Regions from separate parts of the Homo sapiens genome. Here all the other regions are linked to region 1. Evidence: read pairs that join two places in POLR2A ChIA-PET (ENCODE). Cell type or tissue: MCF 10A. All regions are shown on one strand.

Evidence for each region. Peaks named below come from ENCODE experiments on the same cell type or tissue, not always from the same donor. Only the 100,000 strongest peaks of a DNase experiment are listed, where the experiment ranks them.
Region 2: POLR2A ChIA-PET joins it to region 1 with 10 read pairs; 3 of 35 experiments call an interaction of 5 or more read pairs at or near these places.
Region 3: POLR2A ChIA-PET joins it to region 1 with 12 read pairs; 2 of 35 experiments call an interaction of 5 or more read pairs at or near these places.

Annotation. Positions count from the first base shown.
Region 1 is chr2:236,769,037-236,771,536 of GRCh38, reverse strand. LOC105373949 (a long non-coding RNA gene) reads right to left here and starts at 2,385. Exons shown (of 5, transcript XR_924026.3): 1 at 2,242-2,385. In MCF 10A, no CTCF peak of the experiment used is centred here; a DNase peak (open chromatin) is centred at 1,136.
Region 2 is chr2:236,641,381-236,643,880 of GRCh38, reverse strand. No RefSeq gene overlaps it. Among named protein-coding and RNA genes, the nearest start is that of ACKR3, 73 kb to the right of the region's middle. In MCF 10A, no CTCF peak of the experiment used is centred here; DNase peaks (open chromatin) are centred at 670 and 1,060.
Region 3 is chr2:236,687,501-236,690,000 of GRCh38, reverse strand. No RefSeq gene overlaps it. Among named protein-coding and RNA genes, the nearest start is that of ACKR3, 120 kb to the right of the region's middle. In MCF 10A, no CTCF peak of the experiment used is centred here; no DNase peak of the experiment used is centred here.

The DNA of each region.
Region 1 (2,500 bases):
ACCCGGGAGGTGGAGGCACTGAGCCAAGATTGCACCACTACACTCCAGCCTGGGTGACAGAGTAATACTCCATCTCAAAAAAAGAAAAAAAGAAAGAAAGAAATGTGTCTTATTTTAACTGTTTTAGCTTTATTGGGGGAATAATTCACAACTAGAAATTGTGCATATTTAATTTGTACAATTAGTTGTTTTGATAGATGTACACATTGTGAAATGATCACCACATTCAAGCCAGGTGACAGACCCATCACCTCACATTGTTGCCTCTTTTTGTGTTGAGACATTAATTTTCACTCTCTTAGCAAATTGCAAGTGTGCAATGCAATATTGTTCCCTATGGTCACCAGGCTGCACATTAGATCAGCAGAACCTAGCTTGCACAAGGGAAATTTTGTACCCCTTGACTAACATCTCCCTATTTCCCCAGCCCCCAGCCCCTGCCAACCACCATTCTACTCTCTGCTTCTATGGGGTTGCCTCATTTTAGGATTCCATGCAATGCATATCTTTCTGTGTGTGGCTTATTCCACCAAGCACACAGGTTCTTCCATGTTTCTCCAGGTTCATCCATGTTGTGGCATGTGTCAGAATGCCTTCCTTTTTAAGACTGAACAAAATTCCATTGTATGCATATACCACATTCTCCATTAACCCACGGAGGGGCATCTAGGCCGTTTCCATCTCTTGGCTGTTGGGAATGAGACTGCAATGACCATGGGGGCACAGATAGCTCTTCAAGATCTAGGTTTCCATTTTTTCAGGTGTTTATCCAGTAGCAGGATTGCCAGATTCTATGGTAGCTCTATCTTTAATTCTCTGAGGAACCCCCATATGGTGCTAGTAAATTCCCAACGGAACCCCTGGTAGCACACACAGCCCTGGGTCCACCCTGGCAGAGCTGTGCATGCTTCCACCTGCCCCTTGGATCCCTCTAAGTCCTGAGTCACTGCAGCCTCACTGTGAGCCTGGCAGAGCTGAGCCTGCTTCCACCTGTCCCTCGGATCCCTCTAAGTCCTGAGTCACCGCAGCCTCACTGTGAGCCTGGCAGAGCTGAGCACTGCCATCTTGGATCCCTCTGAGCTCTGAATCACTGCAGCCTCACTGTGAGCCTGGCAGAGCTGAGCACGCTTCCACCTGCCATCTTGGATCCCTCTGGGCTCTGAATCACTGCAGCCTCACTGTGAGCCTGGCGGAGCTGAGCACTGCCATCTTGGATCCCTCTAAGTCCTGAGTCACTGCAGCCTCACTGTGAGCCTGGCAGAGCTGAGCATGCTTCCACCTACCATCTTGGATCTCTCTGGGCTCTGAGTCACTGCAGCCTCACGGTGAGCCTGGCGGAGCTGTGAACACTTTTGCCTGCTATCCTGGATTCCTCTGGGACCTGAGTCACCGCATGCAGCCTCACCATGAGCTAGTGTCTGCTCCACCTGCGGTTTTCAGACCCCGACCCAGGCAGGGCATCTGCAGACAGAGACAGGAATTTTGCCCAAACCAGATGCAACAAGCACATTCACATTCTTCTCCCCTGAGAGAATGCAGCCTTTGGAGCCTGTCACACTGACCCAGCTCATCAGGTTTGAGCCACCCCCAGGGTCAACACACTCAGGGGCAGGGAATTTGTATCCTTCAACCTAAGGGGATCTTTTTAGCTCTTATTTGTCCAGAGTCACAGAAGATGAGCAGTGGGGGGAGGAGGATGGTATCTCCGATTTTGTGACCTCACCCCTGCCCATTGCCCTGGGAGAGCATCTGCAATAAACCCACCCAGGGGAAGGTGCTGGGCACCCCCCAGCTGTTCCTCGATTTGCTCAGCATAAACACCTGATGGCCATTTTTAATTACCTTCCACGGAGCTGGTTCCCGAATGTCACCAGAGGGAAGACTGCATCCTAAAGTTTCTAGATGCCTCCCTGTCTGCTCCCAGTTCTCCTAGGAGTGGGCACCAGGTAGGTCAGTGCCCACCTGCCAGGGAACACTGCTTTTTGAACCATCCATGGTGAGCACCTTGAGCTCACCTCCTTCGCTGGTCCTGGAGATCCTTCCTCCACCCTGCCCGTCCTACTCTGCCCTTCATCCTGTGCCCCAACCTGGGCCCAGGATCTCATTGTGGCCATTTGTTTTATCCCAAGCCATTGTGCTGGGATAGGAGATATGAAGGTAAGACCCTTTCCCTCCCGCTCTCATAGCACCCATGGTCCCATGGAATGGATCCCATCGAGTCATGATGACTCCAACACTTACCTAGCTGCCCTTGTCTGAGCCTTGGGGCCAGACATCTGGATGCCCAGCTGCCATCTCTGTCTGATTTCCTGTCCCTCAGCACTTCCTGATGAAGCCCCCCTGCCCCATGTCCCTCCTGCAGGAACTTTTCTTTACCCACAGGACAATTCTAGACTTCAGATCCCCCTTTTTAGCCTTATCTCCCCTCCAACCACCCCACTGCCCCTCCCTGGACCTAGCATCTTATTGCAGATGCTCCTGGAAGCCCCTCCCTATTCCC
Region 2 (2,500 bases), 130 kb after region 1:
ATTTTTTCAAACGGGCCACCATACAATCCACTACACATACTTTGTGAGTGTTTGAAGATAACATTTTACTCTGCTTTCTCATAGGCTGCAGTGCGTACTATTCGGGAGGACTGAGTCTGGAAGCGTGACTGACGTGGGGAGATGGTACCTGGAGTGCACAGGTGGGCTGCCTGGTGTCATTCAGGAGATCAAGGGGCCAGAAATACTCCTTTCCAGGGGCCATGGAAGGCAGTGATGGCCAGGGGACCATGGTAACATGAGGAGAACTGTGGCCAGTTTATAGGACGCGCAACCCAGTCAAACATGGAGTCCCTCCCAACTGAGGCATCAGTGCCCTTCACCTGGGCTTCTCAGAAAGAAGGGCCCAGAAGGAAGGTATTCAGAGTTTGTTCGAGATGTTGGACAGAGGACAACTAGAGGCTGCATAAATGTGTTCTGAGGCAATTCATTACTTGGGCTACCATATTTTAAGATGTGAACCCTAGAAGAAACAAGATCCAAAATCCCTAAAATCCTTAGGAAAACCAGCCTCTGACACTCCCAGGATGTTAATTCTCATTTTGGGGAGCAGAATCAGCTTCGTGTTTAACACACAAAAAGCGTGGCTAGGTCAAGCCTTGGCTTCTCCTTGGAAAGGGGGTGTGATTCTAGCAAACCCAGACACCGGTTGTGAAATCTGGCAGCCAGAGGCTGGTGACAGCACTCCAGGGAAACTCGGAGAGTGCAGAAGCCGGCCCCTCCCGGGCTGAAAATAGGCTTCTTTGAAACCCACCTCAACTGTCATCCCAGGGACTCCTTTGCCTCGACTGCAGCACTTGAGTTCAAACGACCCCTTGGAAGGCACAGGGCCGGCCAGCGTGCGTGAAAACACTCCCTCCCTCAGCTGGAGGGAGGCACCCCACATCTGTAAGCTACGGGTGGAGGAGAAAAGAGCACTGCCTGACGCGACCTCATCCAGGAAGAATGTGAATGGCCCCAACACTGAGTCAGCCTCACGGGGCTGTGTTTCTGAACCTCAGCTTGTTTTGGAAGCCACTTAACAGCCCCTCCTCTGGCAGGAGCTGTGTTGGACGTCATTCCACTCCGTGGTTCCCCAACAGACGTGTGCATCAGAATATTACGCGGACTTTTTCCCCTAGACCGGGCCCCACCCCAGGCCTGCTGATTAAGAGCTCCCAGGAGTGGAAGCCAGGCATGTGTTTGGAAGTTTGGGATTTCTGCGTGGTTGTAATATTCCACGAGTGGCTCAGACGTTTACCACTCACTGAGAGGCATTGAGTCCACTGACCTTAGGTAGCCTCCAAGAACACAGAGGCCCCGGGAAATCAAATGCTTTGTCCAAGGTCACAGAATAAGTTCATTCAGACCCCAGCCTCCTAACTTCCCCGGTGTTTACTTTTTTCACATGCCCACAGCCTTTTAGGGAAGAATCAATCCCAAGATATTTGAGGATTCAGAATGCCTCATCCTGGTACACCCAACCCAACTCCCATCAAGAAAGTAAAGAAATGATGCTTAGTTCGGAAACATGGCAAGAAAGACCCACTCCAGTGCCAAGGCCGTTTACGAGCTGGAAACCCATCAGCTCAGAAAGTATTTGTACCATGGCCAGGAGGGCTTAGGGAAACTCTCCACTTCTTATGAAAGAAGTAAAATCTTCTTCCATAGAGCTTAGGAATTTGAGGGGCAAAGTTAAGGGAAGATTGAATAGAGCAAGTTGATTCTCACTGACCACTCACAGGAGCTGGCCAGGGAAATGACCCACTCCTAGTGGGGACCTAGAAAGCCGTAAGACCCCAGGAGCATGGAGCTACAGCATTGACAGTTCCACCCTGAGAGCAAGGATCTTCCCCTAGGTGACCGAAGTGGTGTGATCACCCCTAAGAATGGAAACATGAATTTAACAATCTCATCTTCTCTACCGCCCAACTTAAATTTCCCCAATTATCCCAACTTGCCTTTTATGGTGGTTTTAGTTTTTGTCTATGCATAGGATGCCTTGCATATCACAATGCCAGTTTTGCAAATTCTATCTTTAAAGCATTTGTGTAGGATTATACTTGTACATGGCGCAATGACAGATAAGATGGCAGTCACAAAAGCAGTCCTGTCCTCAAGTCAAGAGTAGCAATTCTCAACACCAGTGTCCATACAACATCTGAAATTCCTTGAAAAATGTATGCGTGGGTTTTGCGGGGAGAGCATGCAAAGCTTTAATCAGGCTTTGAAAGGAGTTTGTGCCTTTAAAAATAAAAAAGATTAAGGAACACTGATGTGGGGGCCAGGACACGCAGAGTACCGAGCCAACGCAATCAACTGATTTTCACGGGCTTCATTTGTCGTAACCATAGATGCTGTTTGCATACATTATTTCATACGTCCTTACACGTGCATGTTATCAGCCTTGTGCAAGAAGAGTTGGTAACAGCTCCACGGCCATGATAGTGGTTAGGGGGAAAGTTGAGATTCAAACCCAGGCCTGCCTTATTCCAGAGCCACA
Region 3 (2,500 bases), 82 kb after region 1:
GCTCTTTAATCAGCAAGATAAATATATTTTCTATTTTAAACACTTACACATTCCAGCAACTGTATTTTGGGGATCTGAAAGAAGGAGTAAGGAAGAGAAGGGGGAGAGGAAGGGAGGGAGGGAGGAAGGGAGAGAAGAAAGCCACTTCTGCAATCTCAGTGCTTTGGGAGGTCAAAGCAGGAAGATTGATTGAGCCCAGGAGTTCAAGACCGGCTTGGGCAACATAGTAAGACCCTGGCTCTACAAAAAGTTTAAAAATTAGCCTGGCATGGTGGTGCCTGCCTGTGGTCCCAGCTATTCAGGAGGCTGAGGAGAGAGGATCACTTGAGCCTGGGTGGTTGAGGCTGCAGTAAGCCATGATGGTGCCACTGCACACCAACCTGTAGAACAGAGCAAGAGCAACACCTTGTCTTGTCTAAAAAAAAAAGAAGAAGAAGAAGAAGAGGGAGAGAGGGATGGAGGGAGGGAGGGAGGAGAGGCCCAGTCCTTGCCCTCAGGGAATCTGCAAGTGGCAACAGGAGTGGACAGGTACATAGCTAGTTGCATTGCACCTGACACGAGTGAGCTCTAAAGGGCTACACAATTGCTTTCTGAGTGTGAAGAATACTTTTACCCAGGTAGAATATCCCATAACTCCCCGGCTCATGGAAATGCACCATGGCATGGGACCTGAGTGGACCGCCTCTTGCCAGTTGCGCTTGCCCCCCAGCAGCGTCTGGGCTGCTTGATTTCCCCTGTGTGCATTTCTGTCAGGAGAACACAGGTCATATTTTGGAGTATGCAATCATTTGGATTCACGCCAATTCAAAATGCTCCACCTCAAATCCCCGTTCTGGGGCCCTCTCCACTTGAGAACAAGACATTCTTTTATCCTGGACTCACGACCAGGAGTCCCCCAGCGGAGCATCCTCATCACAGCAATTCCGTGGGCAGGGACAGGGTCCTTTCTGCAGGCACAGCGTCCACCACTGCCCTGTCTCCTGAGTCCCTGCGGGGCCCAGTGAAGAAGGAGTGTGTGCGATGTCTGCAGAGCCACGACAGACCCCGCCTGCGGCGGCAGGAGAAACCCTTTATTGGTAAAAGCAATACAACCCTTATCAAGTTTCGGCTGCTTCCTCCCATGGGAGGGAGGGCAGGGAGAAGCACCAGCTCCTGAGAAATTGGGTGCCTCCTCCACATCCTTCCCACCCCTCCCCACCCCCAACCACCATTTCAGGGCCCTCCCAGCACACACATCGCCCTGGAAACCAGAATAATTCCCCTAACAGCACACTATTCCCACGGCATTCAGGAACTCTCGGTGGAGATGTGTCGGGGACAATTGTGATTGTTTTTACAGATGAGGAAACTAGAAGAGAAAGAGCAAGTGTGTTTGCTGCAGTAAAGAGTCTCCATAATAAGCTGAGTTGCCACCGTGCCTCCTTTTAAACGAGCCTGGAAAAGTAAGAAATCAAATTCTCAGGACAGAGAAGTCAGGGGCTTATGGATCATTTCACCAAAGGAGTCAGCAGTGGCTCCATCTCAGTGGAGCTCTACCCTGATGCTCCTGAAAGGACCAAGCTCAGCCTCCAAGGGAGGGTGGGAGGGGACACACTCCCAGCCCCTGGCCCTCCCATCCTGCAGAACAGGCCAGATAGGGAAGCGGGAGGACGCAGCACACAGCTCCCGAAATTCAGGTCCCACACAAGCCAGCAGGCCGAGGCCAGGGACAGAGGCAGGGCCCGGGAGTCCCAGATCAACACACAACAGCCCTGATTCCAGAAGACTGGCAATGAGAGAGAAACAAAATGCCACCAGATACGTTTGCATTTATTCTAAGTGCAATTTGCAGACTTAGCTTTACCACCATAAAACCCCAAAAACAGGGTGGCATATTCTGGGCAAGCTCTGTAATTTTTTCTCCTGCAACCTCCCTGGTGACCCACAGGAAGCCATCCTTGCCCAGCAGGGTGTGGCCTGTCTCCTCTGTACCCACCCCCGTCCCCAGGGAGGCCCCCTCCCTGCTATCGTCACCAGTTACACTGAGACCCCCAGACCATTGACTCTGTGAATCCTATTCCAGAATCTTCCATCTGAGTTCTCCCTGCTTTCTGCCTTCATCCCAGACACCCACACCTGAAATCTGTCTTTGCCACACACTTCTGGGCAGAGCCTGCAGTGAGCTGGCACCGCACTGGCCTGCCCTGGCTCTGACCCAGCCCCCGCACTGTCCCGCCCTCTGCCCTGACTTCCAGCTCTGCCTGCCACCCTGTGACTGCCAGTTCCTGGTGAGAACGCCCCAGCCGCCTGGGACCCCATCCAAGCACTGACAAGCCCCACATACCCAGAAAAGGCTGATGGGATGGCTGACTTTCCCCTTCTCCACTTCCTGTCTGGAAATGGCTTCCCATTTAAGCCTGGAGGGAATGGAGGAGCTTCCATGCAGGCTGAGGAAGGCAGGTGGGCTGGGGGCTGCTGTGGGGCTGGGGTCTCAGGACGGTCATCAGATAGGCCCCAGGCT